Regions from separate parts of the Homo sapiens genome. Here region 2 is linked to region 1. Evidence: chromatin loops called from intact Hi-C (ENCODE). Cell type or tissue: Caco-2. All regions are shown on one strand. Each heading gives the region's core, and the rest is flanking DNA. Links, peaks and the distances in the headings are about the cores only. Region 1 overlaps WDR72 (WD repeat domain 72). Region 2 has its middle 270 kb from the start of LINC02490.

Region 1 (15,596 bases), core at 6,929-11,928:
TTATTTGCCTTAAGCATGATTTTTCTCTTAAACTATATCATTTTAACTGCTAGGAGATTCTAGTATTTTTGCATATCTAAATATAAAAGGAAAATGATTAAGCATCAGCTTTATATTCTTTAACCCATTTGTGTTAGTATGTCATACATGGTTATTTGAATATTTTGAAATTGCTAGATTAACCTTAAGTAGGACATATATATTTTTTGCTAGTCTCCTTTAAATAAAGTGATCATATAATTTATTGTTCAAACCAGGCTACTTTTTAGAGTGAAATGGTGCATTATTAACAATTACCTTTAAACAAGAGGCATGAGCCAAAACTGTCCCAGGGAACCTGGATGTATGATGACCCTATCTTACAGGAATAAGGTGATGATGTGGCTTCTTAAAAAGCATCGATGTTTCTGTAACACTTAAAATGTGACTATTGTTCTGTAAATCATAACCATATCTCTGTATGTCTATTTTTTAATGACTGCAAAGAAATTAATTTTGCAGTCATTTTCTTTTACACTCTCAGATAGTTTATTTCTACTTCTCAAAAAACTTCTGATGTATACAACAAAGGAAAAACAACCAAAGTCCTAATTATAAAAATATTGCTGGATTGTTTGAAATTTTTATTTTTATATCTCGTGCTTATAAAACCCCCGTAACTCATATTCTCTTATCATATTTCCCAAATAATCTCTCAGCAATCAACTAAATTTCTGTGGTGCAGATTCAGTTGCAGGTAAGTGAGAAATAATACAAATAATGGATTTAGAGGTAAACAAACTGCTCATCATTTTTGAAAAACGTTGTAAGACCAAGGTAAAGGAGGGAGTGAGGGATAGAAAAAGAAAAGAAATAAGGTAAACAAAATTACCAAAGGCCAGTAGACTGTTTCAGGTCACCTTGTATTGAGGACTGGTTAACAAACAAGAGACAAAAGCTAGGGACCAATGTATTCTCCCCAACAAAAAGAACCACAACCACAAGTGTGTCTCCAGCTTCTGGAAAGGGATTGAAACCAAGTGCCAGCTTTAAACTTTCATGGTTTTATAAATAATTCTGAGAAATAAATGTACAACAAAATATCCTCTCTAGGAACTGAAATACTGAAATGATAGAAAACGTCAAATAAAAGCTCTGGGACAGTTAAAAAAAAATGGCAAGGAAAGTAAGGTATGGCCAAATAGGTGTAATAAAAAGGAAGTCTCATAACCAAAAATAAAAAAGGGAATAATTAAGGGTCTTTGTTGATAAATTACTGAAGTCAAAATATTCCCCCAAATTGTAGGGTATTGCCTGTACTAGAGACAATATACAAAGGATTATCCTTTCTTGGTACAATGCAAAGGTAAGGACACTATTAGTCCTATGGCAGAGACTCCAGTAGAAAGCTTAGTAAGTCTGACCAGATCTCAAGAATAAAATGTGAAAAATCAGAATTATTTTTGTGCACAAACAGATTAGAAAATCATATAACTCCATGTGAAAAATGGAAAAGATGTGTTCAATTGTTATGAAATCACAATAGTACAGAACATGAAATACTAACTCAGACACCAAATTCTGAATTATAGAAGAAACTAAAGGTATTTATATCCATTCATAAATTTTTAAAAAGTAAGATAAGCAAAGGACATTTGAAAGAGATTCATTACTTAAAAATAGCCTTTCCTATATTATTTTTGCCTTTAATAAACAATACTAATACTGTTTACAAAGAATTCAATAATAAAGATAATCAAAAGAAAATTAGATCATCCATAATTATAACACCTAAGGAGATCCTTAACTTCCTGAAGCAGGAATCTAAAGAGAAACCACACTTTTCCACAAAATTTCATATAATTTTATATAGAGCCCTACAAATTATCTGTGCAATCATTAGTATTTTTTTCCTCTCTCATGCTCCCTCTCCTCAGTCATCGGTATTTTTACCAAATGCTTACAGTTCTCCACCTTTTCCCAGCATACGGCTTCTGCTTCATTAGCTCTGTCTCTGTGTAACAATCAAGAGCAGAGACCCCTTCTGACCCCAGGTTGGTACATTGAGTGAATAAGAAATAATAAACTTGAGTTGTTTTAGCCAATGAGATTTGGGACATTGTTTGTTACTAGAACATAATATAGCCTATTCTGATCTAGATGTTTTCCAAATTGATATCAATATATACATGGACAGACAGGTGGAAACAAGAGAGGCCTGGTGACTGATTCAATGTCATATAGCCACTCATTTAATCAATGCAACTACTGAAATGCCAAAGTTGAAATTAAAACCCAGATTGACTACTCCTAGTCCAGTGCTCCTTCCACTACATGAAATGTGATTTCTCATGCTTACGTGCATTATACTTTCTCTGGAAACTACTAGAAGACACAGAAACAAATTCCCCCTAACTTCCCCACCTCTGACAGATGGCACGTCTGTTTGAATAGACACGTCATGATCCAATTTTGGTCTATTCTGCATCCTATAAAAATTCAATGTCACTAGTAGAATAAAAGTTCTCAATATCAAATCCAAAAAATTCATTAATAAGCCAAATTTTACGTAGCAGGAAAGATACTTGTCTCATGTGTTCTTTAAATAGCAATTATTTCCTTCCATTTGTTTTCACCTCTTTCTCTATATGTTTTTGTCAATTAAGATAACAAGTATGTGTTACTAAATTACTCTGTACTCACCCTCTGGAGATGAAAACTAATTAAAAGAGATGTGGTATGTACATGTAATTTTACTTACTCCAAACACCTTTGCTTCCCAAACTATGACACTGAAATCAGCAGTATCAAGTTGATGCTTTCTAAACATCATACTAACAAGCTTATAATTGGCCAAGAGGTCAGGAAAGGTATAGGTCTGAAGGAAAAACAACTTAGCCAGAACTGGCTCACCATTAAGTAGACCAAAGGACAAATTTTTTTTAAAATAGTGTTTCTCCTCTTTTGAGTGATTTGTATGTGTATTCACATAACGAATAACCAACCACAAACACTTATTTTGGGTATATATTTGTGTGGCCACCAGATATTTCAGTCAATTCAATTCAACACATACTTATTAAATTGAAATCAATACCCAGAGAGTATGCTCACTAAAAAAAAAGTATATAAAATTTATGAAATGTCTCAGAACATGAGTTCTTTCAAACAACCATACCACAATAACTTCTCACATGTCTAGCAACTGATTGACAAGATCAAGCTTGTAGACTACCTTAAAAAAGTAAGAAGCAGAAGAAACAAGACAAAAATCTCTGAAAACCCAAAAGAGAGCTTACAAACCAGGGCTCCCAAATTGAGCAAAACCAGTTATAATTTTCAGCAAATAGGGAGCTTTACAAGAAAATCTTTTAATGACAATAATAAAATATAGTTCTTTCCAGTGGAAAGCTACCACACTCCTCTTCTTGTGGCCTATTATAGTCAATTATAACACAATCTAATCACAGCACTGCCAATTGCAGAGGTCAAGAAACAATGACCTGTAGGCCAAATCCTGCCTACCACTTCTCTTTGCAAAGAAACTATTACTGGAACACAGAAACACTCATTTACTGATGCGTTGGCTATGGTTGGTTTTGCATTACCAACGCAGAGTTGAGTAGGTGTACCAGAGACTGTATGGCCCACAAAACCAAAAAATATTTGATAACTGATCCTTTAGAGAAAAACATTGCCAACCCCTGGCTTATTCTAAATTAATGGGAATTTTAATTGTATGCAAAATATTTTTTCTGGGCAAAAATGCAATATAAATATAAAGAAAGCAATTTTATGTGTTAAATCCCCTTAATTCAGTTGTTACACTTTAAAAGAGGACCCTATCTTAAGTCTGTATTGGTTGTTTTTGTTACTCATGAGATTTTCCACCACAAATATAAATTGCTCCCAAAAGTCCAAGTCCAAGAATTCTTACAACTCTATAGCAAAAAACCCTAATAATAAAAAAACCAAGCCAAGGGTTTGAATAGACATTTCTCCAAAAAAGATATACAAATGGTCAAGAAATATATGCAAAATGCTCAATATCATTAATTATCAAAGAAATGCAAATCAAAACCACAATGAGATACCACCCAATACCTTTCAGGATGGCTATTATTAAATGAAAACAAAAACAAAACAAACAAAAGTCAGGTGTTTGTGAGGATGTAGAGAAATTGGAATCCTAGCACACTGTGGGTAGAAATGCAATGGTGTAGCTGCTATGAAAAACAGCATGGAGGTTCCTCAAAAAATTAAAAATAGAACTACCATATGGTCCAGCAATCGACTTCTGGGTATTTATCCAAAAGAATTAAAATCAGGATCCTGAAGAAGTATTAGCATGTCTATGTTTATTGCAGCATCACAATAACCAAGATGTGGAAATAATCTAAAAGTTCATTAGCAGATGAATGGATAGAGAAATTTTGATATATACATACAATGGAATAACATTTAGCCTTTCAAGAAAGGAAATTTCTGCAATATGTGATAACATGATGAACCTTGCAGACATATGCTAAGTGAAATAAGCAGTCACAGAAAGACAAATATTGCCTGATTACACCAATATGCAATATCTGAAATAGTCAAATTCATAGAATCGAAGAGTGGAATTGTGCTTGCTAGGGGCTTAAGTTATTAATCAATGGGCATAAAGTTTCAGCCCAGTAAAATTAGTAAGCTATAGAGATCTGCTGTACAACACTGTACCTAGAGTCAGCAATAACGTACTATACACTTAAAAATTTGTTAAGAGGGCAGATGTCATGTTAAGTGTTCTTACCAAAATAAAATAAGAAGTTGAAGTCCAGGTTCAAAGACTTCCTCTTATTTTCTTCAGGGGTACAAGTCATAGTTAACCTTCCACTGTGTCTCACTTTATATTCCATCTCCAGTCATATCAACTTCTCATTAACCTCCTACTTCTTCCCCATCTTCATATTCTGGGCTTTTGGACCTGCTGTTCCTTATGGCAAAATCTTATTCATCCATCAAGATTTAGTCCTAATATGACTTCCTGCATACCACAGACAGGGTTAGCCTCACCATCTAAAGCGGTTCCTCCCACTGGCACTTTGGGATATAGGTCAACTAGAGCACATATGTCACACCATGGTTTTTGCCAACTTGATGTTAAAACAAACAACAAAACAAAACAAAACAAACACCAGCTAACAATTTCTTTCTCTTGCTTCAACTAAGCAATGGACTCCTCTTCCAGACACACTCTCTCCTCTAATTCAGTTTTTTTTTTTTTTTTTTTTTTTACATAGCAAACAAAACGACCTTTTCAAAACATAAATCAAATCATGTTACTCCTTTTGAGTAAAATCGTGAAAAGACTCCCTTTAATACTTGGAAGTCAAGCTTCTTACTTTGGATTATTACACCCAACATATTCTGTCCGTCCCTCACTTTTCAATATTGACTCTTAATGCTCCCTCCCCCATACTCCTCTTGAGTCACACTGGCCTTTTTGACTTCATTGTCTACATCAACCTCATTCCTACTTTAGGCCTTCTGTTGTAGCTGTTTGCTTTCCTTAGAATATTCTCCCCTCTGAAAGGCGGGAGAATCTCTGGTTCTTTCTTGCAATTCAAACAGTATAAATCCTACCTCCTTCTCTGATGTTCTCTGACCACCCAGGCTATCGTAAACCCCTAAGACTGTCTATCAAACTGCCCAACATTAATTCCCTGCAGAGCCTTTATCATTATCTGACAGTCTTGTTTTGTTTTGTTTACGATGTATCCACTCTCACTAGAAATGTAAGTGCCATGGGCACCATGATCTTGTATCAAGAAGAGTGCCTGGTACATAGTAGATGTTCAATGAATACTTGCTGAATGAATAAAGTATTCTGTTTTGCATTCCATGCTACAAAACTTACATAACATGCAGACACAGTAATTCTTTGTTTTCAAGGAGCTTTAGGCCTAACTGAGAAAATAAGACAAATAAATAGTGGCAAAATAATTAGGCAATCTATAGTTTTTGTTTGTTTGTTTGTTTGTTTGTTTTGAGACAGAATCTTGCTCTATTGCTCAGGCTGGAGTGCAGTGGCGAGATCTCAGCTCACTGCAACGCCTGCCTCCCAGGTTCAAGCAATTCTCCTGTCTCAGCCTCCCGAGTAGCTGGGACTAAAGGTGCGCGACACCATGCCGGCTAATTTTTTGTATTTTTAGTAGAGATGGTGTTTCACCATGTTGGTCAGGCTGGTCTCAAACTCCAGACCTCAGGTGATCTGCCCACCTCTGCCTCCCAAAATGCTGGGATTGCAGGAGTGAGCCACTGCGCCCAGTCCATAGTTAATTTATAAATTGTTTAATCACTTCTCGGCCTTCTGGCTAAGATCAAATGTAGCATCTGTTTTTATCAGTTTAATATAAATTGTTTAACTAGCATGTTCATGGTAAATTGTACATGCACATACTGTAGTCTAGGTAGGATATGACTAGGTAAAGAGAACATCTCTGGTACATGAGATTGGGCAGGAAGAAATGTGGAGAATAGAGTCACCAGAACCACCCATGTGGAAGAGCACTAGTGTACGAGAAATTATGGAAGAGCCTTGTCATGGGAATCTAAATGGGGTCTTCAGAGAAAAGGAAGAAGAACAAATCCTATGAAGCTCAGTTTCTCCTGGGGCTGCTAATCCAGTATGCCACCCTACCTTCCCACAATGAGCTACCTAAAAGCATTTAATGTCATACATGTTGAAACGTAATCAGCCCTCTCTTCTCCTCTGATGAGAGGGTGAGTTAAGCAATTTTCAAATGATGTACAAAAGCAGGAAGCAATGTTTGCTACTTGGGGGATACAGAATTGTACTAGTCTTTGCATCTGGGAAATGAAACATAAATCAGCCCTCTTCATATTTATTACACTTAAATTTCTGAAAGTTATTACAAACCTGTTGATTAGATTGTTGCTGGCTTCAGGGGTTTTGTATTGAGGGGAGGGCTTAGTAAAGTAATTATTTCAGGGAAGTAGAGGCTCCTGATATACAACGCAATCCTCAGGCTATTTTTGAGTGCTTATTTTAGACAACTTTGTTATTAGAAAAAGAAGTCTAAGATTTAAGGGCAAGTAAATGGGGTAATAATATGCACTGTGTTGGTATAATAAGCCATTTTAACCACATTGCCTCTTAATCTTCCTTTCTGAGTCTTTATCAGCTCTGTTCTATGCCCACCTTACCCAAAGTGAATCATTTCTCCCTAATATGCTGGGCATACTAAGTTTTATCACCACTATTTAATACACTTTTTCTTATAAACTTTTGTAATTGAGACTGGTGTCTAAATATCAGTGGAGGCTGCTGCTGTGTTTCAACAGCCTCTTTGCTATTATTGACTATTTTTTGCTAGGTCACTATCCTCTGTACAACCAAGTCACATGTAAACCTGATTTGGACTTAAAGCAATTGGGTGGCGAAATAAATACACTTTTTTTTCTGTCAGTCATTTATATTTTTTTCTCTTACAATTCAAAAAAGGAAGCATTCTTTACTTTCTTACCATCTATTCTTCATGTTTTAGACTTCAGTAGTTTTCAGTTCATGAGTTTATTCCACAAATATTTCTGAATGCCTTCCACGTGCCAGATATGCCAGGTGATGAGAATTTCATGATAAAGTTATAAAATAGGTTTATCATAACTGTAACTGTCCCCTTTGAACTTACACTGGAGTAGAGGGTAGAGAAGATACAAAATGAAATAAAAAGGATGCTGAGAAAGAGAGTAACAGAAAGTGGGCTGCTACCTGCATAATGGTAAACTGACATCGAAGTTAGACTTGAAGGTATAGAATTGAGGTGAAAATATTCTGGCAAAAGACTAACATCAGTGGAAATATGAGTTTCTTTAATGAGGCCAAATAGTTGGGGATTAAATATCTGGGTCATGGGACTGAACCTGTAGTTGACGTTTTTCATCTTTTTTAATGTATGATGTTTGATTTGGGTTTTTATCACAAGAATGAATGCAACTCAGATTAATAATAATGGAATGCTCATTCTTAGTTTCTTTTCTTTCTGTCATGCTTGTGGAAGCTGAAAATAATATTTCATAAACAGTTATGTGAGTTCAATAGACTGGAAATTATTATGGCTGAAGAATATGTGTAAACCTTACGGGACATCCCCTGCCCCACATGATAAGTGTCAAAATCAAATTTATAACTCCAAAGATACTCTTGCTAAGAAAATAATAGAGTTCCTAGTTTAGGAGATATAATATATTTTAAAATAATAGTACTAAATAGAAATTTGAATTTTATGAACATTCTGAAATATTAAAGAGGATATTTCCTAGGTTTTGATTATGCTTAAATATACCCAGTCTGGAAATCAACACAAAATTACCAGTGGATAGTAAAAATCAATTAGAGTTCTTTCCCAAGTATCACTCATAAACTACTGACAAAACCTGCTCTAATTCTCAAGTGAAGAAACTTTTAATTATAATATGATGTATGTGTTCATGCTGAATGAAATTCAGTATATCCTGAAAACAAGAATCAAAAGCAACCATACTAAATGATTTATCAAGAAGACATCAGGTAACCACAAGAGGGCTGCAAAAGATTTAAGAGATATGATGTATCATTCATACATAACGAGACTTTCGTAGATTATATTACTTAGTCCCATTATACTTCATGATTTGTCTGTGAATTAAATACCCATTTATTATACCCTTTATACAGATAGAGAAGTAAGGGCCCATATCCTTAGATTTTATTAATTAGTGAAAGATAAACAGATTTTGATAATTATTTCCTGTTACAAAACTGAAGTCTGATAAAATATAATAACTCAATGTTTTAAAATACAAGAACTTGGTCCTAGAATTAATGGACGTAGAACATTAGATGAAGGCAAAAAAACATCAAGTTGTGGCCCCATAGCTGGGCCTTTGCGGTAGGTGCACAAGAACAGTGAAGCAAACCATCATCTGAGGTACTGTGTGTTATATGGACACTTCCTCACCATGCAGCTCATTGAATTTTCTGTAACTAATCTCAGTAGCTATCTTGATTAAGATAGAAGGTAGACCATTTAAATCAGATGTATATTGAGGGCATAATTTGTCATGATTAATTGGATTATCATAAAAAGTGAAAATTTTGACAAAACACACTCAGAACTGTTAGTTTTCTGCTTCTATCTTACTAATTCCATCCTTGTTAACACCAGAAATTTAATTACTAAAAATATGCCTCAAGATATTTTAAGCTGATCGTTAGCATACATAAATGTTAAAGTCATAAAATAAAGATACGCTTAAGAGATCTTGGCCAGGTGCAGTGGCTCACGCCTGTAATCCCAGCATTTTGGGAGGCCGAGGCAGGTGGATCACCTGAGGTCAGGAGTTCAAGACAAGCTTGGCCAAAATGGTGAAACCCCATCACTACTAAAAATACAAAAATTAGCTGAGCGTGGTGGTGCACACCTGTAATCCCAACTACCCAGGAGACTGAGGCAGGAGAATCGCTGGAACCTGGGACGCAGAGGCTGCAATGAGCAAGGATCGCACCACTTCACTCCAGCCTGGGTGACAGAGCAAGATGCCATCTCAAAAAAAAAAAAAAAAAAAAAAAAAAAAAAGAGATCTTAAAGACAATTTGTTACCATCTATCAACCTGACTTTATAATTGATCTGGTTTAATAAAAGATAGGTCCTTGGTAATTAACAATTTTGGACTGACAATCATATAATAAAAACTTTGTGAAAGTTCAAGATTCAGGTATCCTCTTAGATTTGGGGAGATGTCAACTGTCAAATAATTTTCTCATTTGAGCCTCAAGATAATCACACATGAAGAGAAAGGACCCATACTATTCTTTCCATATTTTGCCATCTGATTACATGATGAATGTCATGCTATGGTTGTTGTAAAACAGAGATTGGCCTGAGAGACAAGAAAAAGGAAAACAAAACATCTGCTACCAGAGAATCAATGGAGAAGGCCACGTTTTATATAACGACAAGAGACCTCTAGTGGGAGCTCAGAAGAAAGTAATGAAGGTGAGCAGGACTTTGCATTTTGTAAGTTTTTTTTTTTGAGATGGAGTCTTGCTCTGTGGGCCAGGCTGTGGCACAAGCTTGGCTCACTGCAACTTCTGCCTCCCAGGTTCAAGCAATTCTCCTGCTTCAGCCTCCTGAGTAGCTGGGATTACAGGCATATGCCACCACGCCTGACTAATTTTTGTATTTTTAGTAGAGACGGGGTTTCACCATGTTGGTCAGGCTGGTCTTGAACTCCTGACCTTGTGATCCACCCACCTCGGCCTCCCAAAGTGCTGGGATTACAGGCGTGAGCCATGGTGCCCAGCTTTGTAAGCTTTCTTAATGGCTTTCTAAAAGTCATCAGGTTTTGGGCAATATGCGAAGACATAGAACAACTACAATTTTCAGTCCCATTTGATTGTGCATGGAGTTAAATATGTGCATAAGAAAGCCCCTGCTGCTCACAGCAGCTTGTTAGGATCATTTTTATATCTGACAGGAATAATCACACTTGAACCAAAAGATTATGCAGGATATTTTAATTTAGGATTAAAGCTGTTTGCAGAATTATATAAGCTATATAGTATGAAAAAAATTACAAATAAATAAACGTCATTTGGAGATGCAGAGAACTGGTGGTGCCTTCAGGGCATCACTATTAAAACAGAATTCAGAAAAATGGGCAAGAACGTTAGCTGGATGTATTTTTTTAATAAGTTCATGCTCTTAGTTCCAATAAATAAAGATAAAGTCTTAATACATTTTGTTTTTAATAGTATGGGGAAATATTCCATGAAAATAAATGCTTTCTTTTTTGAGAATTGCTTCCTGTTAGTTTTTTGCATTTGCTACTCTCTTAGGGCCAGTTTCAACATAAGTCATTGGTACAGAAGTAGTGCTCCTGTTGGGATTGCTTTAAATGGGTCCACATGGTACTCTCAGTCAATAAGTGGTATTACCAGCTTTCAACAAGAAAGATTTTATTCTCCTCCATTTCTTTCCAGTTATAAGCAACTAATAGTTTGAGTTAACATTTGAATTCTACAAACATCATTTTTTTCCAGAAAATACCATCCAGTGCATTAGTCATTAAAAAAACAGAATAGAAACACATTTTAAAGAGGTAACATTTATAATCATTTTAATCAGAACCAACAAGTTTGCTCAATAACAGAGCATCCAAATCCACTGGAGTGAATTTGGACCCCAATAAATAATAACCTCTTTAAGTAGGTGGGATAGGGTCATCTTTTGGGTACTACAAGAAGCAGGATCTTAACAAATTGTGAGAGGCTACATGTTTTTAAAAAGGAAAAACAGGCCTCGCATGGTGGCTCATGCCTGTAATCCCAGCACTTTGGGAGGCCAAGGCGGGCAGATCACAAGGTCAGGAGATCGAGACCATCCTGGCTAACACAGTGAAACCCCGTCTCTACTAAAAATACAAAAAATTAGCCGGTTGTGGTGGCATGCACTTGTAGTCCCAGCTACTCGGGAGGGTGAGGCAGGAGAATCACTTGAACCTGGGAGGCACAGACTGCAGTGAGCCGAGATCATGTCATTGCACTCCAGCCTGGGCAAAAGAGCGAGACTCCATCTCAAAAAAAAAAAAAAAAAAAAAAAAAAGAAAGAAGGAAAAAAGAAATAAGGAAGAAAAAAGTCTAAATAAGCTAAATAGTTTTGGATGCATAATATATGAGCATGATTACAGAATTCATAGGTTCTAAAATATCTATAAAATTATTAATGTAAATGAAGGCAAATGTAAAGATGTGCTTTAATAAATTATGCTAACACAGTCCCTAGATCAAGCTAAACACAAAATTAAAATGCCTAAAATGTTAAACTTTTCTCCACGTTCTATGTTAGAACTTCCCCCTTCAAATTAACTGATAACTACAAATGGAGTATTTAATCCAAGAAGAAAGTTATAATCTTAGATTTCTATGTCTCTTATAGGGTTAATGAAATATTGTAGGGGGAGAGAAACTGAAATAAATCTAAAGCTAAGTTTAGTACTAAATAAATGATATAAATATTTATTCACTGAAAAATCTTACTTTAGAAATAATGGAAGAGAGAACATTTTTTGAAACCAGCTAAACCCAAAGCAGAACCAACCTTTTCTCTGGTAGAAATCACGGTTGCCTATCAGCAATTATAAAAACAATAACGCCGACCTTGAATGAGCCTTAAAGGTCTTCGCTCACAATTATATTATCAGCTTTATGAATTTTCAGTTGCTATCTCAGCCATAAATTCAATAAATGCAGAGTTGATTAGTAATAGGAAGATAGCTATTTTAACAGCTGACTTCATTGAAAAAGGCATTTGAGAAAGTACACATTATACTGGCATTTTCCATGTTAAAAAATGCAGCTTTTTCAAATCCTGCTCAGTACACTTTAGATGAGGACTTATGTCCTCTCAGGAACAGCAATAAAAACTAAAAATCAAACTCAGCCAAAACTAGAAATGATTTAAATAAATTATATCTGTAGTCCTGGGAAAGCAATAGTCAGCTAAAAGGTTTTTATACCTGGAAATTTTTTTACATTTCAAGACTTTACCTTGGAGCATTTTTTTTCCTCATCTTAAATATATAACTTCACTTCCTCTCTGTATCTTGAACATAACAGCTCGCAATGGTAGAGAAACCCAATCAAAAAATAGCCCTGTGTGTAGTTATTGTAATTAACAGATTCAATATCTATTACAGCCAGTCAGGTATCATAGCAACCTTGTAGTGCTGAAAATTGCTTAGAAAATTCTTCAAAACCAGCAAGACTCTGCTTTAGGAAAACAACACTGGGGACATGACTGGCTGTCAACATCTGTGGGTGTTGCTATGGGCACAGCCACAAAGAACTCTGCCATCTATACAAAAAGGTATACACACAGAGAAGAGGGGAGGGACACGGAAGATAAACTGATAAGGAAAATCAAAAAGAAGAAATAATTGGGCTGGCAATATACAATAGGCACACAATTTTGTGTCCATGTTTTACACAAATTCTTTTCTATTGAAGCTAGAGAATCCAAATTAAACTTAACTGTAATTGTGACTAAACATGAGCCAGGGTTTGGAAATAATATCTGAAAACTCTCCATTTGTACCCTTTATCACAAGTCTTAATTTGAAACTTAAAGTGAATTACAGTTAAAATAATATTTAAACTTCCACTTATAAACCCTTAATAGTCGTTTATAAATCTACAGAAGAGAAAAGAACAGGTTACTATGAACAAGAACCCAATATTGATTTTTCAGCAGTGCAGTAAGGCATCTCCATTCTATTTGGCTGCTGTCAAAGCCACTCTTTAACAGCTGGAGTCAAATTGCACTATTTACAGCAAGAGCCCTTGTCAAGTGGACCATAAGTATCCTAACAATACACTATTCAAATGGCACTTTGCCACACAAATTGCTGACTTGATGAATAACCTATGTCAATGACTAAGGCCAATATAAAAGTTTCATTTTTATGAGAGGTTTTACATTCACACATTAAGTAAGCTTTCTTTGAAGAACTATTAGGCTATATATTTCAGGCCTGTGGACGCTGAAAATAATTAAAATCTGTTTAAATACATCGAGGGAACTTGACAACATTAATATGGATCCGGTGTTAACTACATTTGTCACACGAGTCAGAACAGAGTCCTTCCGTTGCTGGCACTCCCCACCGGCACGTGCTGCACAAAGCCAGACTTAAGCTAGCCTAGCACCATGAAATAGGAGCATTCTCCTTTTGTGCCTCTGATTTACATGGCCAACGAATGTTTAGATACAAGCCAGGCTTTGAAGTCCTGTGAGGAAATTCGGAGTTGCTTCTGGGTGCGAGGTGGACAGCTGGAGTCATTTAATGGTGCATTTTCTACTTTTCATAGTCACTCAGACCTTCTAAATTAGTTTTGAAACGAAGCTGTGACATGTTCCTCATAGTTTTCTTCATGATTGAGGTAATATTTTAAAAACAAAAAAAGTTTAAACTCATGCCACAAAATGAGAAAAGGGAAATTCTTCATAAGGCAGTTATAAAAAAAAAAAAGGATTAGATATTACAGAAATTTTTATTTAACTTACATTACATAAAATTATCTATAAAACTCTTATGGTAAACAGTTATACACTGTCAAAAACTTGCATCACTTTATGTGTTCAAAAAGCAAATGACTTTGTAGATTTCTCCCCTAACGTTTATTTCTTTATTCCATCTTCCTAGGCTGGGTATTATCATTTAGGTACTACAGTTTTAAGTTGAGATTCACCAAATCAAAATACTTAAAACAGAAATCTTAATCCAATGTTTACAGAGGAAAATGACTGTTCATCAAGTGTTTGAAATGTAAAATAAAAATCTATTTATTTTCTTTTAAAATTATAAAAAATTGATATAGAATATTTTCCACACTAGAAAAATAGTTCTATGCTGCTTATTTTATTAAAAAGAATAAATCAAAAATTTACTAATCAAAAAGGGAAAATTTTCATTCTATATGGATGATTTAGCCCTATATAATGCAATTTATTGTTTTAAAATAAATATTTGTTCTTTTTTTATAGTTATACAAGTTTAATATTAAAATAAAGATAGTTTAATAAAAACCATGGTAACATGTAGTATTGCCATGATGAATTATTATTTAATACTTTTACAAGTATATTTTCAGATGATATTTTCCAGTCTCACAATTTAGAAACTATACTAATTCTATTTTGGTTATTTTTTGTGTCATAAAATATAAAAGAACTAACTTTCATTCTCATAAGGTGATAGGTAGTAGTGGGATCAAATTTTCAATTGGTGGTCTACCAATACACCAGCTGTTTTTTACAAGAGGTATGAGAATAAAACTCTAATAAAAATTTTCAGCAAATGGTACCAGAGACACATCACCATAAGGTCAGCTAAAGGTTAAAAATATATATAACCATATGTCTAGAAAGCTCAACTAAAATGTAAATAATGCAGTGCAGTCTTTATTTATAATCAATTTTATATGCTTAGATAAAGATGCACATATAAGTGCGTTATTTAAAGAAAATTCCATTAAAAAAAATTCCAACTAAGTTGGGAGCCATTACTTACAAATTTGTTTCTCTACAAAGGGTGGTTTTCCAAACACATATGAGTTCCCGGTTTCTGTCACAGGTTAGACTTGATATAAGCTCTTTTGGATTACATTCCACACAGTGCAGAGGTTGGGATAAGTTGTTTCATGTAAAATACAGATATGGAGGGAAAAGGGAGGTGTTGACTATTTTGCCAATTTCTCCTCAGACCTCATGATCTCCAAGTCCAGTAGACTGTCTAGATCATAAATTGGGAAATGACAACCAGTGCATCACCTCTAGTCCACTGCCTGTTTTTGTAAATAATGTTTTTATTGGAATACAACCACCCTTGTTGAAGAATTGTCTATGGTCGCTTCTGTGCTCCTAAAGCAGAGTTGAGTACCCATAGCAGCAAAATTCTGGCCTGCAAAGCCAAAAATATGTACTATCTGGTCCTTTCTAAGCCTATTTTTTCTGTTGCTATAAAGGAATACCTGATGCTGAGTAATATATAAGGAAAAGAGTTTTATTTGGCT
Region 2 (15,596 bases), core at 6,428-11,427, 270 kb before region 1:
TCAGATATATATCTATCAGCACTATTTTTTTTTTTTTGCTAATCACTTATTGCAGGCAAATTATTTATATCTTGGATTTTTGTTATTTAGTTGGACAATGAGGTTTTGGACAGGTGGATGGAAAAAATTTGTCCTGATTTTAAAAATAAATTACACAGCCTAACAGATATCATAAATATTCCTGCTTTCTTCTCTACTAGGTTCAATAAACATGTTTTTAGGAGTTAACCAGAACCTTCCTCATTTAGCAAAGCATTACCGACCATGCAGTATCTGTGTTCAATCCATGAAGCATTAAGTCAGGGAATACATGGATAAGCAAGAGCCAGCCCTGGTCACCCAGAGCCCACAGGTCGCCTAAGCTTGGTAGGGGCTGAAAGTGGTTTTCAATCACCTGTGCTGTTTAGAGCAGTGTGAGGGGAGGCCAGGGAAAAGGTGGGGCAACAGGTGGGGACAGAAGAGGTCCCACCATAGAAAGTAGACAGTTTTACTCCTCACGGAGTGAATGCTTGTAAGGATGCTTTTAATAAAGAAAAATGAAAAGGGGGCTTCTTAGGATCCAAATGATGAGAAAGTCCCATTTAAGAAACACAAGGAACCAATATATTTCCTTCATAAAATTTAGCTGTTGTTTCGTGAGGCTGAAAAGTGAGACTCTGGGATCCTCGGGATTTTTGTTGGTTGGTCTGTGCCTGTATCCCCCAACCCTAAATACCACACAAACCACCCAACTTCCCTCCACATATATGCATCACACACCCATCGAGTTCCCTCCTGGAATTTTTTCGAGTGGATCCTTTGTTTGCTCTGCTGTGCACCCCAGTGTCAGTGTCACTTACTTACCTGCAGATATTAAGGAAAAGGAAGTAATTACAGTCTGGAAAAAGCACATTTATAGGCACTTTACATGTACATTCAAACCCTTCCCCCAGCAAGTCTTGCCTTTGGCTGCCTCTAGATAGGGAAGCCAGTTTAAAGCCATTGTGTGCGTGTGTGTGTGTTCAATTGTAGCTTCAGAATATACTTACACATTTAGAATCCTGTCTTAGCTTTGCCTTCTGTTAAAACAAACAACAATTGTGATACTCTGATCTTTAAATGTGGGATATTACTTTTGAAAAAAGATTTATCAAGCCTCGCAAATAAAACTCCTTGGGTTTTTATGGCTTGCAAATGATACATTCTCTTGTAAAACAAGTTTGTTTTTGTTTTTTTTTTTCTAAAAAAAAAAAAACCCTCATTGATTTTTAGATGGGCTTGTGGTTAGGGTACACACATTGATTTCTATTCAGGAATACCTCTGGAGCTCTCTTTAGATGGGCCAGTGTGCTTGTCTTACTAATAGAGCTATGGTGAGATAATTTACATCTAAACAGGATATTTTTACTTTATTATCGAGCATGTTTTAGATTATATTTTTCTGAATCATTCTTAATCTTAAATGAAAGGAAGATGTGCATTTCTGCTCTTTTCTTGATTTCCAAGCTGAATATTTTGCACGTCTTTTTCTTATCAGAAATTATATTCTATAAAAAGCACATCTTTTCCTTTCTTCACTGTGTCTGTGGAAATTTCCTATTTTTCTGCACATCTGTGTTATCTTTGTAGGTGCCTGATGAGGGGTTGACTTTCATCCTAAAAAGCATTTCATTTTAAAATAGTTATTTATTTACCCTCTGAACAGAAACATGGAAGAGCGATTCACGTAGCTTAAATGTTAATTCAACGCGAGAACAAGATGTGAGGAGAGACAAAAACACAAGATGAACAAAGACATTATCTCACGAATTTTGTTTGGAGCAGTGCAGTGTAGAAGGATAATTGTATCCCTGTCCAAGGGTCGTTGTGAGCATTAAATTAATTAATATACATAAAGCAATTCTAAGAGTGCTGGACCCTGTAAGTGCTCAATCATTGTTAGCTGGCGTTACTCTTATCTGAAAAAATAAAAGATAGAACTTAAAATAGCACTGACACCCACTATTTTGTGGGAGGAATCTGGTGAAGGATTATAAATACCTGATTTCAAGTTGATTTTAAATGCTCCACTCCCTTGCTTTTTAACCCTCCATTATTCTAGATAGAAGTCAATATATTTTTCCTGCTCAGTTGCTGTCCACATGGGAAACAAAACAGCCTCTCCCCCTCCCCACTGCCCACCCTATTAAGGAGATGGTGGCCTCTAAGGCAGACACAAAACAAATAATGATAATAAAAAAATCCTTTCTTGAGGCCATCCTTTCACAAGTCCGGGTTTGTTGTTGACTGGTCAGTAGTTCATCAGTCAGAGGGTCCTAGGTTTGGGGCTACATAAGCAACCCTCTCTCCAGCAGTATGACTCTCTGTTAATTGGAATGAGAAGTTAATCTCTCTCATACTGAACCCAGCTGAGTCTCTGAGAGCAATGATGTATTTAAAAGATCTCTGGCAGTCCAGGGCATGTGGCACTAACCGGATTTAGCTCATTAGCAAATCCGCAAGGCCCTGCTGACACTGCACCCAGAATAAAATACATGAGGCCAGCCCATACCCTGTGGGCACCTACAGCATGACTACATAATAAAAAAGCATTTATTAATAATCTCATTGGTCACACAATACAAAGGAAGGCTACAAGAAGTCAAATGCTGTCATTTGTTGTGACTAGAAAGGCATAATTAAAATAAGTGCCATGTGATTAACCTCTGAAAAATTAATCTGGTATAAAAAAAAGGCACAAAAACAAGGAACATAGGCTCTTAAAGTGAATTTAATACAATAGGCAGCTGTTGTATGCACTTGGATCAAATTCCATGTGCTTGTGAAACGTTAACATCACTGACAGCAAAGAGCAATTAGCGAAGTTAGGAGGCAGGTTGTCTATTATTAAAGATAACAGCAGGGCACAGAGAGGCAGCATTCATAGTGGGAAGAAGCATAGGGTTTTGGTGTCATCCATCTTGGGTTTGAGTTCAGATTCCTCTGCCTATTGCCTATATGTCCTTGGGCAATTTTCTTAACCTTCTAGTAATTCAGTTTCTGGACCTATAAAATGGGGATATTACTGCATCTCATGCTATTCTTATAATAATTAAATAATACCATATATGTAAAGCTTTCAGCGCAGAGTTAGGCATGTTGTAAGCACTCAAAAAATCTTAGGGATAATAAAAGTAGCTTAAGTCCTTAAAATGAAAAAATAACACTTTTGCTTGGCATGAACAACATGTTACATGCAACCTCAGTACTGCAGTTGATGATGGTTCAATGCCGGTCAATGGTGTTTTCCCTAGGGTCTTTCTGGCAGTGAGCTTATCTTCTGATTTAATGTCAAGGGTGGCACATTGGTAATCCTGAAAGAATGTTACAGGCTATGGCTGAACAAGTTTTATGAAGGTTAGAGATGAACATTTATACATTCTCCACCTGGTCTAGCCCCAGAATGCTCAATTCAAATGCCTACAGGGACCAGGTAACTGAACTGAGAGGGAGCCAGGGGGCTTCAGAGAATAGGAGGGCACTCACCCCCCAACCCCCGCCATTGGAGGCAGCTGCCATTGACAGGAAACCATAGTTGAGGTTTGCCCTGTGGAAATACAAGTCCAATATTGCCAGGTATTGTGATTTTTACAAGGGATGCCAGAAATACTGATTTTCATGGGAAATGTCCTACTTTTAAGACCACTCCTGTGGCCACATTTAGCCCTTCCTTCACCCAAGATGGGGATTAGGGTGAGGTAAATGAGCTGCCCATCTCAGGTGTAAATTTAAGGGAGCACCCAAACATTTAGCAATCAAAATAAATAATATCTTAATGCAATATGGTAAAATCAAAATTAAAGCAAAAACTTCATTTTGAAAAAAAATCAAAATCTTAAAATGAAGATGGAATCAGTATTAGCATTACTTTCTTTTGTCTCAGGCTCCAGTATGGCTCTACCCAGCGCTGCATTCAGTCTCCAGTTTGCAACCTCTGATCTGGAACATACAGGAGCCACTCTACTGTCACAATGAACCAGCTTTGCATTGGATCAATTCAAGGCACAATCAGGATATGGCCTAAAATAAAATAGTTGGGTAAATTGTCAATTATTGTTAAGGATATACTAAACTCTATCTTTGTAGAATACAACTTTATTAACATCAACTAAGAAGGAATTAATTAAAAGTCAGACTTAATCTATTTGTAAATAAACATGGGTGTTGCTTTCCAATACACAGCTATCTAGAAAACATAAGATTAACAAAATGATTTGTGCTGGATGATGATTTTTTGTGAACAGAAAGGGAGAAGTTTATAAATTGGCAGTAGTGCAAGGGTTCTTTAGTTGGAAAACCTCTGGAAATCATGCAACATTATGAGTGTGTTCTGTTTCTCACCTTTTATTAGATTCTTGTAAGGGTCCGGGACCTGCGGAAGATCAGAAATTTTTGCAATGCAGCATCCAGAGGAGAAAATGGGCTTTGGAGCCAGACATACCTGGGTCTGAATCCTTGATGAAGGACCTTGGATAAGTCAATTAATCTCTTCCTTAGTTTTCTTATCTATAAAATTGGACTACCTTACAGGCTTTTTGTAGAGACCAAAGTTGATGATACATTACGTTATCTCTTATTCTTTCTTTGGAACAGACACTTGGTATATGGCAGTTATTATTATTATGCAGCATATTCATTGCAAACCATCCCCTGCCAACATTTAAAAAAATACATGGTTATATTTAAATAACTTAAATATGTCATTTATTTATGCTATTAATTTGCTTAGTTCATCTTTTCTTTTTTTTTCCTTTTATTATTATACTTTAAGTTTTAGGGTACATGTGCACATTGTGCAGGTTAGTTACATATGTATACATGTGCCATGCTGGTGCGCTGCACCCACTAACTCGTCATCTAGCATTCGGTATATCTCCCAGTGCTATCCCTCCCCCATCCCCCTACCCCACAACAGTCCCCAGAGTGTGATGTTCCCCTTCCTGTGTCCATGTGATCTCATTGTTCAATTCCCACCTATGAGTGAGAATATGGGGTGTTTGGTTTTTTGTTCTTGCGCTAGTTTACTGAGAATGATGATTTCCAATTTCATCCATGTCCCTACAAAGGACATGAACTCATCATTTTTTATGGCTGCATAGTATTCCATGGTGTATATGTGCCACATTTTCTTAATCCAGTCTATCATTGATGGACATTTGGGTTGGTTCCAAGTCTTTGCTATTGTGAATAGTGCCGCAATAAACATACGTGTGCATGGGTCTTTATAGCAGCATGATTTATAGTCCTTTGGGTATATACCCAGTAATGGGATGGCTGGGTCAAATGGTATTTCTAGTTCTAGATCCCTGAGGAATCGCCACACTGACTTCCACAATGGTTGAACTAGTTTACAGTCCCACCAACAGTGTAAAAGTGTTCCTATTTCTCCACATCCTCTCCAGCACCTGTTGTTTCGTGACTTTTTAATGATTGCCATTCTAGCTGGTGTGAGATGGTGTCTCATTGTGGTTTTGATTTGCATTTCTCTGATGGCATTTTTTCATGTGTTTTTTGGCTGCATAAATGTCTTCTTTTGAGAAGTGTCTGTTCATGTCCTTTGCCCACTTTTTGATGGGGTTGTTTGTTTTTTTCTTGTAAATTTGTTTGAGTTCATTGTAGATTCTGGATATTAGCCCTTTGTCAGATGAGTAGGTTGCGAAAATTTTCTCCCATTTTGTAGGTTGCCTGTTCACTCTGATGGTAGTTTCTTTTGCTGTGTAGAAGCTCTTTAGTTTAATTAGATCCCATTTGTCAATTTTGTCTTTTGTTGCCATTGCTTTTGGTGTTTTAGACATGAAGTCCTTGCCCATGCCTATGTCCTGAATGGTATTGCCTAGGTTTTCTTCTAGGGTTTTTATGGTTTTAGGTCTAACGTTTAAGTCTTTAATCCATCTTGAATTGATTTTTGTATAAGGTGTAAGGAAGGGATCCAGTTTCGGCTTTCTACATATGGCTAGCCAGTTTTCCCAGCACCATTTATTAAATAGGGAATCCTTTCCCCATTGCTTGTTTTTCTCAGGTTTGTCAAGGATCAGATAGTTGTAGATATGCGGCATTACTTCTGAGGGCTCTGTTCTGTTCCATTGATCTATATCTCTGTTTCGGTACCAGTACCATGCTGTTTTGGTTACTGTAGCCTTGTAGTATAGTTTGAAGTCAGGTAGGGTGATGCCTCCAGCTTTGTTCTTTTGGCTTAGGATTGACTTGGCGATGTGGGCTCTTTTTTGGTTCCATATGAACTTTAAAGTAGTTTTTTCCAATTCTGTGAAGAAAGGCATTGGTAGCTTTGATGGGGATGGCATTGAATCTGTAAATTACCTTGGACAGTATGGCCATTTTCACGATATTGATTCTTCCTACCCATGAACATGGAATGTTCTTCCATTTGTTTGTATCCTCTTTTATTTCCTTGAGCAGTGGTTTGTAGTTAAAAACAATACAAAACTTCTGTTTGGGTACAATTACCACAAGTCCTGGATTTAATGGGGCCCAAATTAGAAAAATTTAACTATATAACAAGGTTTCCTTTTAAAATTTCTTTTTAAACTAAAAAGAAAAAAAACATAGCATTAAAGCAAAAAAAAAAAAAAAAACTGCATAAATAAATGACTGCAGCCTTATTGCACATCTGGGAGGAGAATGACAATGACCAGTCAACAGTACAACTCAATACATGACCAGGGTGCTGTGAGATATGGCCCAGCAGAATTAGCAGTAGAGTTCAACTGTAGCAGCCAGGTTTTCCAGTGCAATCGTGTTCCCGATGTCCCTGTATATTGTGGATGTTTCTAAGGTGGGCAAAAGCATCGTAACTCAGTAGCTCTGGGTTCAAATCTTATTCCCACTACAAATCTGTAGAGTGACTCAGGGCAAGTTCAATTAACTTGTCTGAGCCTTGGTTTCACCCACTGTAAATTATTTCCCAGGGGGCTTTCTACTGGAGCCCTGTCATGTGCATTTAAGAAAAATGTGAAACTTGCATAGGTCTGCTATCCTCTGCAATACATCTTTATTTTATGTTCCTTTTCCTCCCAACTATTCTTCTAAGAAGCAGCTTGAATTTCTCTTTTAATCAGGAAGCCATTTTTTATCATCAATGAAAGTGTAAAAACTCTATCAGTTAGAACTGTATATTTATGGCAGGTTCATATGATTGGAACTTAACTCTATTTCATTAATACAGAGAAATGTCCCCTTTTTCACTAATGAAATGCATCCATAATAGAGCTGTATTTTCAAAGGTATATTATCAGAAATAGCCATATGCAAAATGCCCTTCAGAGTGCATGCAAGTTCCTCACTAGCAGGCTCTCTGTTCTCTCTTGTATGCATCCTTGACATAAGTGAAAATTCCTATTTACTGGAGAAGACAATGTTTCAATATAGAGAAGAACAATTTCCAATACTTCTCCATCTGAAAAAAAATTTCCTGTATTAGTTTCTCACCTTGGTCCGTCCTAAGGGTGTCATAAAATATTTAATTAAAACACTCAATGCATATGTTAGTCTGTTCTTGCATTGTTATGGAGAAATATCTGAGATGAGTTAATTTATAAAGAAAAGACAATTAACTGGCTCATGGTTCTCCAGACTGTGCAGGAAGCATGGTGCCAGAATCTGCTTCTGGTGAGGCCTCAGGAAACATACAATCATGGCAGAAGGCAAAGAGGAGCCAGCATCTCACATGGTGAAAGCAGAAGCAAGAGAGAGAGGAGGGGGAAGCCCTAAACAACCAGATGTGACGTGAATTAACTTAGGAAGGAAGGACTCGCTCATCACCAAGAGGATGGTGCTAAAGCATTCAAGAGGGATCTGCTCTCATGATCTAATCATCTCCTGCCAGGTGCCACCTACAACATTGGGAATCACAACTCCACATGAGATTTGGAGAGGAAAAACATACAAACCACATCAATGCCACAAATGACAATCTTGTTACACCTTGGAGAAGAGCAAAGGATCTGTAAAAGCACTGGAAGCCAGTTAATTTTGAGGCTTCCTGGCCCCCACTGGCAGTGTTCTTTGCCATAAGCAAAACGGCAAAGAACTCTGCCATGTTACCAGGCCTGTGATTTGGAGGCATGCAAGGAAATGGTTTTTCAAATATCACACTGTCTGCTGAAGGAGACCCTTCCCTTCTTCCTCTTGGCCACATCTGCAAGAAGATTTTGCAGAGACAAACTGTAGAGTGTTAAAAAGAAACCACTGAGCAGATCATGTCCCTGGGGCTGCTGTCTTAGCTTTACAACATAGAGCCAGCCGGTTTAGCAAGGCAGCGCCAAACCATGAGCACTGAGGCAGAAGACTCCATGGGAGAAGTTGGTTTCTTCATCTTTCCTTCTCTTCTTTCTCTACCTCTCTCTGTCCCTTCTTTCCTCTCTTCAACCTCCCTCTCCCCTTACTCCCTTACTTCGTTACCTTCTTTTTTCACCCATCTCTTATTTTATTCAAAAAACATTTATTTAGGATTCAATATTGCCAAGTATACCATTAGGCTCTGGGAATACAGAAGTGAAAGCCTGCAGGGAGCCTCCAGTTTAGTGACAACAGGTCTTCATGTACTAAACAGCCACAGCAATGGGATTCTCTATAAGGGGCACTTTGCTGGCTCCGAGGTGGAGGTAATCACATCTGCTTACACGGCTCAGGGAAGGAGGTGACTTTGAAGTGGCTTATGAAGGAGCATTTATGGGCTTCCCAGGCTGATGTGGAGGAGAGGATATTAAAGATAGAGGAGGTGATAGGACCACGGCATGGCAGCCTGGCAGCCTAGCAGCCTGCAGGTGGCACTGTGCAGTTGGGCCACTCTAAGAGGGTGGTAGAGGGGGAACCTGAGCATGGAAACAGGAGAGGTTAAAGCTGGACAGGTAAGCCAGAGGGAATGCTGGGGCCACATCAGGGAAGAGTACCCAAACAGGTGGGACAGATGGTTAGAGGCCTCACTATGGGTCATACTGTTCTTGGTGCTCAGGATACTGTCCATACTCTCATGAAGCTCATATTATTTGGTGAAAAGATAGACAATAAAGAAGTAAACAAATATTCTAATCTGTCAGATCCTGATACATGGTATTAAGGAAACAAAACAAAGAAATAACACTGAATAAAATAGAGGGCATTGGTGACACTCTCCTTCAGATGGAACAGGCAGGGAAGACTTCTCTAAGGAAGTGACATGCAAAAGAATATATGCTTTTCAGATTAAGTGCTTTTGAAGTGAGACCTAGACATACGTGCTTTTAAAAAGCATCCCGAGATTCTGATGAGCAGGTGGGTGAAGCGGCCTTACCTGAGGCAGTGGGGTAAGAATATTCACTGGAACATTCAGCATGGGGCAGGGTGACCTGGCTGGGTACATGTCCTGGAGAGTTAGTACATAAAGAGGCATGCAGGAAGCTGCATGGGAGGCAACTTGGAGGCCTTAGACTGGAGGCAGAGAGGCCGTTAGAAGACGGTGGTGGAGTACTGGCAGGTGGAATCATATCTGTGAGCTTCTGCCTGCAGAGTTGCAAAAGACTTGGAATGAACTGGCATCAGAGGAACTTACAAATTAGGAAGAAAAGATGTGAAGATAAGGACGACAACCGGCTGTGGCCACAAACTCTAAGCCAACCAGCCACCACCTTGGACAAGTTTCACAGAATTCCCTTACACGGGAGGTAGAATCCATTTTGGCTCTGCATAAAGCTGCAATGGTCTAACACAAGTTCCACAAACATCTTCTGTAAAAGGCCAGATAGAAAATATTTTAGATTTTGCAGGTTACACAGTCTCTGTCACAACTGCTCAACACCACCATTGTAGCTCAAGAGCAACCATAGACAATATATCAGCAAGTCGGCATGACTGTGTTCCAAGAAGACTTTACTTACAAAAATAGGCAGCTGGCTGGTTTGGCTTATGGACGGTAGTTTGTCAACCCTCACTTTAATGTGTCAAGTGGTTCTTTAGATGGTGGCCCTGGGCTCTAATGGAAGGAAGCCAAGGAGTATCTACCTAGGTATGGATACACATTATACAAAATTTGACTTTCTTATTTTTACTAAGCAGCAAGTTTAGACTATTTGTTTCCAGCTCTGTGGGTCCTGGTTTTGTGCTTTGTTGGCTGGCAGAATTGTGGTAGGTTATATTCACACAGGACAATAGAGAAGTAGGAGAGTCCCCCTGTGGAGGTCAGAAGGTCTGCTTTTAAAGTTCATCCCCCTTCCTATGTGCCTTTACCTCTCAGAGCCTCAGTTTCCTCTTTAATAAATAAAAAGTGTTGGACTAGATGAATTTCAAGGCCCTGCCTGGTACTAATATTCCAATTCTCTGTGCTCTGTACATTTGCTAGACGGGTAGTGAAATTTGATGAATAGAGGCCCAAAGAGGAAAAGGGAAGAGGCAGAAGTCAACCAGATGAGACGTAATCTGGGTCTAGATGAGGGGTTTGGCAGTGTGGTTGGAGATGACAGCACACAGATGATAGGGGTTCATCATATGATGTTAAGCACACTGTTAAAATTAAATGAATTAGCAAGAATGTCTACGTAAATGGCAATCAGATAGATGCGGCTACTGTGGGATAAGAAACAGTAGAAGATGATATTGAAATCTCAAGTCTGAAAGACAGAGGCCATTGCTATGTTCAGCTTGGATGAAGGGAGGGGAGTAGATAAATGCAGACCCCCGAGTGGTAGCTTGGAAGTAAATTGTAAAGTCAGGGATGAAGGAGTCTGGCTGGGGATCTTTTAAATATGGCCACATTTACTACCTCAGGTTGGCCTCTACCACTCCCACCCAATTCCATCTTATGTATGGCTTTCAGATAAATAGTCTCCAACACATAGCTTTCACCCTGTGTTAGACAGCCCAGGAAACTGTGCCCCCATCACCTAACTCCTTGCAGCAGCATTCTAGATCGGTGATTATTTGGCCCACCTGAAATTTTAGGTCCTGTGCTTGCCTTAAATCTCTGCAAAGAAGGCTCTTGATGTTGCTGAGTGCTCGTCATTTTGCAATATAAGGCTAGAGATGTCTTCTTGGACACAGGGAGGGCTTCTAACATGCTGTAAGGCTAGCACTTCACCCCTCTTCCCACAGTTCTCCATCTCGTCCCTTGGTCTTAACCTTGGAAGTATTGGAAGCTTTCTTGGTCCTTCTTACCATTCCTCAGATAGAGTCAAACCAAACCAAAGTTAGGTCACATGTCCTGACTTCAGATAACAGAGGTGTCAGGATGGCAAACGCTACTATTTGTGAGACAACTCAGTGTGTTAAGGGAGAAGCAGGCTGGGTATGTGAAATGGGGACCTGATAGCCACAGGTTGGAGGCAGCCAGTGCATTGCCGTGTCTAGGTCTTCAGTGGGAAGCTCTGCCCTTGTTCTCCTAAGCCTGGTAAGTCTGGCTTTTCTAAACAGGCAGTCAGGCTTTTCTAGACAGGCAACCACAGACCCTCAGCAAGGCACCACACCAAACTCACCGCTTGTCCCAGACCATGAGACACATTAACTTCCATGAGTCGAGATGAAAATGTCATAAAATATGTGCTTTGAAAACATTAAATGTGCTAAAATGTATACTAATAAAAACCTCTTTGAGCGCCTATTTAGTTCTTGGCAATGCAAAGAGAATATGAAAGAGTCCAAGCAATATAATAAAAATTTGGTTAAATGCTCTCATTACTTGGCACAAAATGATTTTAATTGAAACGTTTAGCAGCATTAAATGTTAACAACAACAAAAACATATCAGTTTGCATGTTTAGAATTTTCCACAGCATTAGCAGTTTTGTTCTGGGTTTTTTGTTTTGGTTTGTTTTTGCGTTGATGTACGTTGAGGTTTTATTGTGAGGTCTTCATTGGATTGATGCATGCTGAGTTTTTTATTTTTTATTTATTGTACATAACATTTGCTATTTTAATCATTTTAAGTGTGTAGTTCACTGTGCATGAGACAGATATGTTTATCTCTTTTATGTTTTGTTCATTATCTTGCCTACGTTATCCTTGGTAATTTTTATTTATTTTGAATAGGTATTCAAAGATATTCAAATATTCAGATGTTTGAATGTCATAAAGATACCCATCATTAATTAAACTCCTAAAAGTGCACCAGTTACTGTGGTAAGTGTTCGATATGTCTCATCTCATTTATTCCTTACAGCATTCTGGTAAGGAAAACACCATTTACTTATCCCATTTTATAGATGAGGAAACTGAGGGTCAGAGAGGTTTCATTTTGCTGATTCAAAGTCACACTGCTACCAAGAGGAGATACCTGGAGGAAGTTTGTATGCTGAAGAATCTGCGTGTTAAAACAACAATATCCACTGACCCACTGGGCCTGTATGCCACAGACCAGTCCGCTTTGCTGAAGACACAGGCAATGCATATCCTAAATCTGTGCTTGTGCCTCTCAATTTGGCTGCCGTAAAAAAGCCTGAACAAATAGAACAGAGCCTGGCTGGATTTTACAATTTGTATTCTATCTCCCCAAAGATGCTGAGGAACTGTCACAAACTCAATAAACCCAGTGATGAAATAGAACCATCCTTACTTATTCCAAAAATGGAAACATGCATTTCCTGTTTGTATAGAAAGAGAGGTATGAGCATTCATTCATTATTGTGTGGCATTGCAGCTAGAACCCAGGCCATGTAATGATACTGACCAAATGAAAATCCTGGCTCACATTCTTCTAGCTACTATTTAGCCTCTTGGGCCTCAATTTTCTAATCTGTACAATGGAGGTAAGGGTAGTATATAGCTCTTCAGATGACTGTGATGATTAACTTAACTGCTTGGTACACTGCTGAATTCGAAATAGTGACTAGTCATGTATTCAGCAAATATTTATTGAGTTTGTCCTGTATACCAGGCATAGGGCTGACTTGGCATAGATGATTAAAGTACAGTCTTAGTCCTTTGTACTTTCAAAAGGGTAGACATAGATGAACAACAAATTCTATTAAGGAGGCTATTTTAATGGTGTCTACGAAGTGTCATGGAAGAACAAAGGAGAGGAGAGGGAGTAGGTGGGGACAGGGGGCAGAGAAGGCTTCAAAGGAGGTGGTGTCTTGCTCTTGGCTAATGGCTACTGCATTTCTATGCTAGGAAAAACAACCGTGCTGAATATTGTGTCCAATGTCTTTTATTCTCCTTAACTAAACTGTACACAAACAGAACTTTCCTCCAGAAAAAGAGAGTAAACAAAGCCTTTTGAAGACCAGGAACTGAGGTTAAACAGAATCCCCCCCGCATTTGGTGGTGTTCCTGTACTGCAGGGAACTCATGGTTCTCTTTGGGGCCTAGAGAGCGGTGGGCTATGAACTTTATCTGACATTCTGAACTAGTTTCCTGTCAATATGCCCATTGAGTGGAAGCCATTGATCAACCAAGTGAAGCTGCTAAAAATGGATTCCAGCCTGGGAAAAATTCCCTGGGGAGGCTGTAGATGTCCCGGCCTGGCCTGGCAAGGATGGGTCCTTTGTGACTCAACTGGGTGAGAGCTGAGGGCTGTTCCACCAGTCAAAACCCCAGCCACAATAACCTGGCTCTCGGGTCTCAGATACCTAGCACCTACTGCAGGCTGAGGAGAGAGTGGAAGGAAGAAGCAGGTCCCCCTAGTGTGGACTGGGCTGAGATCGGGTCATCTGCTGAACTCAGCGGCCACACACACCCTAGCTAATTCCAGCGTCTCCAGAAGTGTGAGCGTAATGAGGGGCTGGTGGTGGTTTTGCCGCGTCTCTGCCCTCCTTTCTTGCTTAGTGGCTCATCACACTTTGATGGAGATGAACAATGAGGGGAGGGGCTAGGGGGCCAGTGGGTTAGACAAAGAAGGAAACTGTGCCTTGGCCAGATCCACGCCAATTATGTCTGAATAAACGCATCCACAGTGCGAGCTAAAGAGCCTTCCTTCCCTCACCCCACTCCGTTTTATTTATTTTTATCTTGGTCTGGAAAGTTGGACATATTTCCTGTACCGTCCTGGTACCCAGATGGCCTGTTTGAGTAAGCAGTGGGGAAGAAGGTCAATAATACATCAGCATGCAGAGTCTCCGCTAAGGTCAGTCCTGCATAAAATATGCCATGACAACCTGAGGGCAAGTTTAAAATGGTGCTCCACAGTGGGAGTGGGGGTGGGAGTTGTGGGGGGATGTACAGATGCTGCCTTTGAGCAATTGCTGCAAAAATGACTTCTGCCCCCCAACATCACCCCCCCGCAAAAGTGTAATGTACTGGGTTTGTATAGTGGGGACGTAGGAAAAGTTTTCTTCAACACAGAAGAGCTCAGGATCCAAAGGAAGAGGTTTTTAAGAGAGTCCATCTTTACATATAAATGCCTGTTGTGTTAGGGACATTTTCAAAAAGAGTCAAATCCAATTGCCCCAAACAGGAACACAATGGCTGGCTACTGGAGTGTCTCATATTCCAATCAGTTGAATTTCTTTTTGTCTCCAGATATGTTTGAATAGGATTTGAGCACTGAGCTAGGCAGTACCTATGAATGTTTAGCTGTTTTACCATTCATATTCTTAAGAGGCCTTTCTCAATTATATTTGGCTTATGCCCATTTAACTAATAAGGATAAACACAGATAAATATGCCTAGTGTCACTGGAAATTTTATAAAGGTTCTGCTTTTCTCATCCTTTTTTAAGATTGAGGGAAAACTCAGCAGCACCCTTTTAATGTAAAAATAGAAGAAAAGTCCATTTCAATTTGGGAATTTGTGAATAGTGACACAAATATTCTTGAAGATTGATCCAGTTTGAAGCATGTTGTGCATGGGTTTACTGTTCAACTTGCAAGTAATTTGTAAAGCCAGAGTCAGTCTTGACTATGAAACATTGTATCACTGTGATTGGAATCAATAGTTCTTGCACTGTCATTTGTCACATATTTACAAGCTTGAAAAATAGTTCATTTTGTCCTCATCCCATAACTCAAAAGATTGAATCAGAGCCCTGGAGGGATCTGCCAACAGGACACATTCATTACTGATCACCCGCTTTGGTGAGGCTATAATCACAACCACAGCAAAAATAGAATATAAATAAAAATTAAAGCACTAGTCATTTGGTACACCCTTAAATATTTTCAGTTTCAAGTATTTAAAAGTCTGCTGGGAGACTTCAATCACCTTCATGACCTACCTCAGTGACCACAAAGAGAAAATTCACTGAAGCTGATTTTCCCATCATACTATTAAAACATTCAAAGGTATCATTTTTCTAAATGAAGAAAAATAAAAATCTAGAGTTAATGGTCCAAAGACTTCATAAAGTATACTTCGTCCAGTCACCTCACATATAGTGCATAAATGACCTTCTATTCCCATGAAAGATTTGTAGAACACGTTTAAAGTAAATGCTTTCAATTTTAAGATAAAAGATTTATGAATGATAGAACTTGTGTCTATGAAATCGCTAATACCAACTCTCTAATATTTCACATGAAAAGCTCCATAAAACGAAAAGACTGCCCATAAAGTTGGACTACCCCTGCTGTCAGAGACAATCAGTAACGGAATTGCAAAGCGAATATTGAAACGGATGTGAGACGTGCATTTTGGGTTACAGTAACATGTTTTAAGTC

What was found. Peaks named below come from ENCODE experiments on the same cell type or tissue, not always from the same donor. Only the 100,000 strongest peaks of a DNase experiment are listed, where the experiment ranks them.
Region 2: it touches region 1 in a loop (2.5-fold over the local background); 3 of 110 quality-filtered maps call a loop at or near these places.

The regions. Positions count from the first base shown.
Region 1 is chr15:53,645,662-53,661,257 of GRCh38, forward strand. The region is part of intron 14 of WDR72 (WD repeat domain 72); the gene reads right to left. It also overlaps the pseudogene RNU2-53P. Among named protein-coding and RNA genes, the nearest start is that of WDR72, 110 kb to the right of the region's middle. In Caco-2, for the core only: no CTCF peak of the experiment used is centred there; no DNase peak of the experiment used is centred there.
Region 2 is chr15:53,375,813-53,391,408 of GRCh38, forward strand. No RefSeq gene overlaps it. Among named protein-coding and RNA genes, the nearest start is that of LINC02490, 270 kb to the left of the region's middle. In Caco-2, for the core only: a CTCF peak has its summit at 8,803 (motif pointing right); no DNase peak of the experiment used is centred there.